Regions from separate parts of the Homo sapiens genome. Here region 1 is linked to region 2. A link is an interaction called in ENCODE POLR2A ChIA-PET data of the cell type or tissue named here. Cell type or tissue: A673. All regions are shown on one strand. Links, peaks and the distances in the headings refer to the core of each region. The heading gives the core; the rest is flanking DNA.

Region 1 (4,361 bases), core at 362-4,361, 650 kb after region 2:
GGATCACTGCAGCCTCGACCTCCCAGGCTCAAGAGATCCTCCCTCCTCGGTCTCCTGAGTAGCTGGGACTACAGTGTGCACTAACACTGCTAGCTAATTTTTGTATTTTTTTTGTAGAGACAGGGTTTCACCATGTTGCCCAGGCTGGTCTTGAACTCCTGAGCTCAAGCGACCCACCTGCCTCAGCCTTCCAAAGTGCTGGGATTATAGGCGTGAGCCAAAGCTGGGCCCAACAGTATATTTGTGATATTAAAATTTTGTATGGGGGTGGCGATTAGGTGGCGATTAGGAAAACAATGTCTACAAGGCTCGCTGGAGTAGTGGTTGGGGATGATAATGAGGAAAAAAAATAAAAAAAGGTTGAGAAACACTGATCTCAATCTTGCAGTGCCTACAGAGCTTTTTGGCATTCGTGAATGGTGTCTCTGTTTCCAGTCACACATGTTTGTCCAGCACATTTGCTTCAGGCTTCATTCATCCTGCCCGTTTTACCCGAGGCCCTAAATGATCATGTTTTGCCTCTTTAAACCCTTTCCTCTTCTGGCCACAGGTGCCTGAATTAGGGTGGACATGAGCCATGACTAGTTAAGGCACAGCGAGTGACTGGTCCCAGGAAGGCTGGCTGCACCTCACTTCCTCTCCTGAGTCTTTTCTTGGTTCACCTCGTGTGACGCAGCTCTGTAGTTTTGTAACAGCTACTCTACCAACTATCCTTTTGAGATGGTTACTAATGGAGTGGGTATCAAAAAGCCCTGGTTATATCTCCCCAGTCAGGACATTTGGGCTGGTGGCACATGCGTTTGAATGAGGTTGGATGAGATGAAAGGGAAATCCATTTGAGTCATCAGCTCTTTATCCTTATCCCTGGTTGGTGTAGAGTGGGGGTTTTCAACAGCTGCACGATTGACATTTTGGACCAAATAATTCTTTGTTATAGGAAACTGTCCTGTGCTTTGTAGGATGTTATTTAACAGCATCCCAGGCCCCTACATGGTAGATGCCAGTAACACTGAATCCCCCGCTCTCCAGTTGTGACAATCAAAAATGTCTACAGATAAATAGATAAAATTATTGTCAATTAAAAATAAAATATAGTTGGGCATGGTGGCTCACACCTGTAATCCCAGCACTTTGGGAGAGTGAGGAGGGTGGATCGCTTGAGGACAGGAGTTCGAGACCAGCCTGGCCAATATGGTGAGACCCCGTCTCTACTAAAAATACAAAAACTAGCCAGGCATGGTGGTGCGCACCTGTAGTCCCAGCAACTCAGGAGGCTGAGGCAGGGGAATTGCTTGAACCTGAGAGGCGGAGGTTGCAGTGAGGTGAGATCACATCACTGCATTCCAGCCTGGGTGACAGAGTGAGACTCCATCTCAAAAATAAATAATAATAATAATAATAATAATAATAATAATAATAATAATAATACTAAAATAAAAAAAGTCTCCAGACATTGTCAAGTGTTCCCTGTGGGACAAAATTGCCTCCAGTTGAGAACCACTCATGTAGAGAACCTAGAAGATCAGGAAGTATAAATCTCATCATTTCAGCATGATCAGAAATGCCATAGAAGGGTTCAGATCAGAAATGGGAGAAAAGCATTGTAATCATGATATTCACAGCTAATGCTGAGTGAGTGCTCGCTAAGGACGTTCCACACACTGACTCATTAGCCCTTCCAGTAACTCCAAGGAGTCGTCCTGCTGTTTCCACCCACTCTATACTTGAGGGATTTAAGACATGGGGATGTTGAGGAACTTGCCTGAGGTCACGTAGCTGGTAATAGTGGAGTCACCCAGGCAGCCCGGTTCCAGTGCCCCAGCGCTCGGGAGTGCATAACCTCTCTGTCTTACCGTCACGGTTCTACTTCCTTATCCTCCAGGGGGCGCACGCAGCACAGTACCAAGCACACAATAGGTTCTCATTAGACTCATTGATTCTGTCCATACTGACATTGGCATCTACTGGGGCACTCTGCCCCTAGATCTCTGCATGGCAACCTCCTTTACTTGGAGGTGGTCTCTGCTGCAATCCCACGTTCTCTGCGAAGAAGTCTCCTATTGCCTCTGTAGAATAGCACCCTCCTTCACTGCCAAGCCCCTTCCCCTTATTTTTCTTTATAGTACTTAGCATCTGACATATATTTTTTGTTCTCTTGCCCCCAACAGACTAAAATGTCTGTTGTATGAAAGGAGAGGCTTTGCCTGTTGTGTTTGCTGCTGTATCCACAGCACCTAGAACATTCCTAGGCATATAGTAGATGCCCATTAAGTGTGTGGAAAAAATGAATACATCCCTTAGCCAAGTGCTATATTCAAATTTCCTTACTCTGGTTATTGGTTACTACTTTTCCTCATCACTGCATTGAAAAAAACAAAACAAAACAAAAAACACAAAAAAACCTTTCTCTGAATGACCAGGCACCTTTATCCAGAAGTGGGGCATAACCCTTGACACAAGGGGCAATGGATTGGGGATCCTCGACTAATGCCTGTCAGAGGTTTATTGTTAACTGGACTAGGTCACTTACAGAGTTTATTTTTAATTTTGCTTTGTCAGTCTGTGAAAGTAATTCAACAGTGTCATGATAATGTACATAGTTAATGAAGTTAATTTATATTTAGCTTGGGTCTAAATCACATAATAAATTATAAATGATATTTTGAGAAACATATTATGGACAATTCAATGGCAGATTTTTGCATAAAAATTAACAGAAGTTGATTCTATCTTTCTCCATAACCACTATTCATAAGTTGAAAAAATGTAGTTTTAATGAAAATGTATTAAAAACTTAGCAACTGCTCTCATTCTATAGAAAATGAAGCCACGGCTGGGCACAGTGGCTCATGCCTGTAATCCCAGCATTTTGGGAGGACAAGGCAGGCAGATCACCTGAGGTCAGGAGTTCAAGACCAGTCTGACCAACATGGCGAAAGCCCGTCTGTACTAAAACATACAAAAATTAGCCGGGCGTAGTGGCAGACGCGTGTAATCTCAGCTACTCGAGAGGCTGAGGCAGGGGGAATTGCTTGAGCCCAGGAGGCAGAAGTTGCAGTGAGCAGAGATCGTGCCACAGGACTCTAGTCTGGGTGACAGAGTGAGAACGCATCTCAACAAACAAACAAACAAACAAACAAAAAAACAAATAAAATGGAGCCACATAGTAACTATAGATAGAAAAGTAGTTAAGTTACTGTTGGCACCCTTTTGCCTCAAACACATTCCCTTCTCACCATCCAGATAATTATTTATAAAGTTTGAGACCTCCACCCCCCGACTCCCAGTTGCAAACATAGGACTTGGAGCAGTTGCCTAGTTTGGCATTTTGTAAAGAAATCTATTGCTGTATTGCAATTAGGCAATTCAGGCTGTTATGGTTACATTAGACTTGAGAGAAGCTCATTCCCTAAACCCTAAAAATCAGCTTTGAGAAATATGATCAATTCACCCCTAATCTAGGTTTAAACTCATGCACAGACCCTATGCAGCTAGACAGGCTAAGGTGGAAAGAAACACCTTTCTGTTGCTGGGGGTTGGGGATGGAACAGATGCCTCTGAATTAGGAAGGATGTCTTGCAGAACACCATCCTCTATGCTTGTCACCAGTTCTCATGTCCCCAAATGCCTCATATCTCAATTGAGTGTTGCCATTCTCACCACTGAATCCCAGCTCCAGCCTCCTGAACACTTCAACAAGAGACTGTGCCATTGTTCACTGCAGCCTTGTTCAACACTGGGTCAGGCTTTTAAGATTATATAGCATTTTTTTTTTTTTTAAGACAGAGTCTTGCTCTGTCACCCAGGCTGGAGTGCAGAGGCACTGTCTCGGCTCACTGCAACCTCTGCCTCCCGGGTTGAAGCAATTCTCCTGCCTCTGCCTTCCGAGTAGCTGGGATTACAGGTGTGCACCACCACACCCGGCTAATTTTTGTATTTTTAGTAGAGACATGGCTTGTCCATGTTGGCCAGGCTGGTCTCAGATTCCTGACTTCAAGTGATCTGCCCACCTTGGCCTCCCAAAGTGCTGGGATTACAGGCATGAGCCACCACACCCAGCCTATATAGCATGATTTTATATTATGCACTCTATGCTATATAAAAATGCCATGATATTATATATTCTTTAAACTTTTTGGCCTAGGAGGATGGGGCTGAATTAGGGATTAGATGATACACATATAAAAATGAATTTAGACCAGAATTGTCCAATCAAACTTTTGCAATGGTGGACATTATATCTATGCTGTCCAATACAGTAGCCACTAGCCTCACGCAGCTATTGGGTCCTTGAAATGTGGCTAGTGTGACTGAGGAGCTAAAAATTTATTAAATTTTAATTAACTTAAATCTAAACAACT
Region 2 (4,401 bases), core at 279-4,278:
AAACTGGTCTTTAAAAAAGAAAAATAAAGAAAGGGAGCATAGATAATTAGGAAGTAATGAAGACTTTTAAATATAGATGTTGAAATAAACCGGGTAAGGGAATACTTGAAAACATGGTACAATATGTAAATCAGCAGGTCCAGAAATGCACATTCCCCAACCTTAAGAGAATTAGATAATGAACTCGCTGAACTACTGACCATTATTTTCAAAGGCTCCAAGAGATCAGGGGACTATAAAATGAAAATATTTGACCAGTCTTTTACCAAATTAAAAAAAAAAAAAAAAGCAGCCTTGATAATTACCATACCTGCCACTATAGACTCTTCCACCTCATGGGGAGGTTGTAATGACAAATGGAACTAGAAATATTAACCCGCCCTGTGGAAAACTTGGGGAGGTGTGGTTAGCTAGCGGTGGTATGTGTGCGCCATGCTGATGGACTGGAGCCGGGCACATATGATTGGGGTAATACAGATGTTTGAATTTTTGTTCAATAGAATGCATTTGGGGGTTGTGTAATTGTATTTCTTTTTTTTTTTTTTTCCTCACTGATATAAAGTCAGTTTGCATCCCCAGAGAGCACTGCAAGGGAGAAAAGTTCTTCATAGTAGGTATCAATGATTTTAAATTTTCCATCCACAGATGGATAATGGACTATAGGTCACATAAAAAATCTCCAAGCTTTCTCTTTAATAAATAGACTAGTACAAGCTATTTTTCATTTTCAAAAAATAATATATTACTCTTCTAGAAAGACAAAAAATACAGATAAGCAATAATGATAATCACCTAAAATCTTGTCCCTGTTTATACAATTTGGTGTTTTTGCCTCCACAATTTTTTTCATACATATAAATTTATTTATTTATTTATTTTTAGAGACAGAATCTCACTGTGTCACTCAGGCTGGAGTGCAGTGGCACCATCATGGTTCACTTTAGCCTCAAACTCATGGGCTCAAGCAATCCTCCCACCTCAGCTTCTTGAGCAGGTAGGACTACAGGTGTGCACCACTACACCAGGTAATTTTTATTTTATTTTATTGTAGAGACAGAATCTCACTCTGTTGCCCAGGCTGGTCTCGAGCTCCTGGCCTCAAGTGATCCTCTCACCACAGCCTCCCATAGTGCTGGGATTACAGGCGCGACCTACCATGCCTGGCCAGAAGTTATTTTTATAAAAATTAGAGGGTCCTCCATATAGGGTGGTCCATGTAACTGTTGTTATTATATAATTGTTATGTATTATATAGCTGCTTTTTTCCCACTCAATATAACGTGCACATTCTTTCATCATTTTAAATCACTGCATATTTAACCAATAACTTTTGGACATTTAGATTATGTCTTCTTTTTTTTTTTTTTTTGAGACAGAGACTCCCTCTGTCACCCAGGCTGGAGTGCAGTGGCAGGATCTCGGCTCACTGCGACTTTCGCCTCCCGAGTTCAAGCGATTCCGCTGCCTCAGCCTCCTGAGCAGCTGGGACTACAGGCATGTGCCACCACACCTGGCTAATTTTTTGTATTTTAGTAGAGACGGGGTTTCACCATATTGGCCAGGATGGTCTTGATCTCCTGACGTGGGATGGTCTTGATCTCCTGATCTGCCTGCCTCGGCCTCCCAAAGTGCTGAGATTACAGGTGCAAGCCACCACACCCGGCCCTGCAGTTAACATCCTTAAAAAAACATCTTTGCATACTTATTCTATTCTTCCCTTAGAATAAAATCCTGTAAGGGGTAATGCTTGGCCCATTGTATTTTTTTAAGGACTTTAATTCCATCCATATTGCTAAATTACTTTCAAGAAAAAAAGGCAATTAACACTCTACAAACAATACATGAAACTGCAAGTTCCCTTCTACGTGCACCAGCTAGATTTAATAAAATTAAAAATTTTTCAGTACAATAACATATTTAGCATCCTATAACAGTTGAATTGGGACCATTAGGTGAAACAAAATACCTGAGGAAATGTGTGTGTTTTCTAAAGTGACATTAAACTGTTAGGGAATTCTGTCTCTCTCTCTCCTCTCAAACGTGTGTGTCTCTTCTTCCCTCCCTCCTTCCATCTCTTTCTTTCTCTCTCCTTCCCTCCCTCCTCTTAGGAGGATACATATGTGATAAAAGTATTTTTTAATCACAGGTAAATAATAAACACAAAATTCAGGATGGTGGGGAGAGGCAAGGGTCAGAGGAATGCCACAAGGAGAAACACTTAGAAGCCACATATTGGTAATGTTTCAGCTCGCAGGGGATCACACACACGCATTTGATCATTCTGCTTCATAGCTTATGTATATGCTGTAAGCATCTGAATGTATTAGCTACAGAGTGGGGATTATGCATTGCACACTCAGTAGTTAGCAAATTTCATTTTCCAGTATGTAAAATCGGGTTCTCATGTCCCCAAAGAGTAGAAGCAGTTTTTCACTGTTAAAACCAGGCCCGATACTTTACTAGCTGGGTGCCTGCCAGGACAGAGCCTCTTCAGAGGATTCCAGAATTCCCCAGAGAGGTGGCTGTGCCCTCATACCTCAAGAGGAGAACTCCTCCCTGCTGGAGAACCAGGAATGGAGAAAAATGAACCAGAACGTACAATAGATACAACTTCTCAAGGAATTACCTAAGGCTCAGGACTATGACCTTACCCATTCTTCTGTACTTTTCTAAAAATAGATCCCCAATTCTGGTAAACTGTTCAGAGAAAATAGCCTATTTTTAAAGGAGAGCTCCTAAATAGCTAAATCATTTTGCTTAAGCAATGAGCCAAGTCGCTTCTAATGAGGTTGTAGCATTACTGGAAATAAGAGATATATTTAAATAAATAGTCCATACATTGCTCCAATAAATCACTTGAAAAATATTCTCGAATGTACTAAATGTGTTTTTAGTGGCATGTGCCTGACCTTTCTGGAAGAAGAAAGATAATGCTAGAACATTTTGAGAATAAACATTTATCCAAATTAGTAGGCAAGACACTAGTAAAATTGTTTTACATTTTCTTAACACCTTTAACTATACCCTGCGCTTCCGAAACAATTTATTTTTCCTACCTTTAATAAAATACAGAATCTGTCTGTAAAGTAGCAGGAATATAGGGGCAGAAAGTTTTTTGATGACCCAATGAGAAATCCTATAATGGCCCTATTACCTCAAGGCCTCGGGCAGGATGGATGGATGTATTTGCAGCATTTCCTGAAATGACTTGCAGGCCATAAAATTTTCATGTTTTATGACTGTATTTCCAAGTGTTTTAAAATCAGTGTCATGTTCTTTTTTCATAATATTCACAATAAAAATGTGAATAAGACCCATTCATTCATTCAACAAACACACGAAGAACCTTCTCTTTGCCTGGTACTCCGTTAAGGAAGCCTAGGTCTTCCCTCAAAGTCCTCACGATCTAAGATGTCCTATAAAGCTTCCTGTATTAAATCTGCAACTGAACCTGTTAATGTTATGCTTCACTGCCTGAAAGAAATAATAATTACATTGTGCCCCAAAGAGTGTGTGCTCAGATTGAGGTGTGCCAGAGAGAAGTTCTGAGGCTCAGTCTTCTTCATCTGGTCTGCCTCCCCAACCCCACCTCTCTCTCACCCCTGCAACTCTCTGTTCTCCCGCCTGCCTCTGACCCCAAGCTAGGCTCACTCTCTTTCCTTCCATCCCATTTCACTCCCTCTCTGTCTCTCCCTTTCCCTTTCTTTTCTCTCTCTCCCCTCTTCCCTTTATTATGAAACTTCTAGAAAGACATTCACAGCACTCTCTCTTCCCATCAGTTCTTCATCAGTAAGTGTAACTGCAGTCCTCTGTTCTACCCACCCTGTGTTCACTGAGGTCAGAAGCAAAATTGCCTTTGCAAAGATTATGACAGTGAGAGAAATCAAGCATGGCTGAATCCATCTTGCCTCTAGCTTCACGAGCTGGCTGTCCACACTCATTCCTGGGTATAGGCCAAGTTAACCATGGGAGGAATTTCGTTCATGGTTTAACTTTGAAGCAAGGATGATAATAGTCCGTCCCTAAAACCAACCCCCTCCTTGCTCAGAGACTGAATAAAACTAACAAAGGTCAGGAGATTAGGATTATGGGAGAGGCCTGAATTCTACTTAAAATGTAGACATAGTTTCTATAATCCCTTACTGCTTAGGAGTCATGTAGCCAAAGGTCACAAGATTTGTGACTTCCCCGATTGCTGCTATAGATAACGTTGCTAGTGTAGAACCTAAGATTGGTTTTTTGAGATTTTTTTTCAGAATTTTGCATTCTAACAACTGACTGACTGCCTGCCAAGACCCGTGACTCATGACTCAACCAGTCCCATGACACTCACCCAGAGGCAGACTCAGCATACAAGGACTATTTTCCACACCCCTATGATTTTATCCTCAACTAATCAGC

The links. Peaks named below come from ENCODE experiments on the same cell type or tissue, not always from the same donor. Only the 100,000 strongest peaks of a DNase experiment are listed, where the experiment ranks them.
Region 1: POLR2A ChIA-PET joins it to region 2 with 7 read pairs; 1 of 35 experiments calls an interaction of 5 or more read pairs at or near these places.

The regions. Positions count from the first base shown.
Region 1 is chr16:71,539,993-71,544,353 of GRCh38, reverse strand. No RefSeq gene overlaps it. Among named protein-coding and RNA genes, the nearest start is that of CHST4, 16 kb to the right of the region's middle. In A673, for the core only: CTCF peaks have their summits at 1,675 and 1,886 (motif pointing right); a DNase peak (open chromatin) is centred at 1,883; H3K27me3 peaks cover 898 bases.
Region 2 is chr16:72,189,870-72,194,270 of GRCh38, reverse strand. It overlaps a transcript of PMFBP1 not described here. Among named protein-coding and RNA genes, the nearest start is that of PMFBP1, 20 kb to the right of the region's middle. In A673, for the core only: no CTCF peak of the experiment used is centred there; a DNase peak (open chromatin) is centred at 2,490.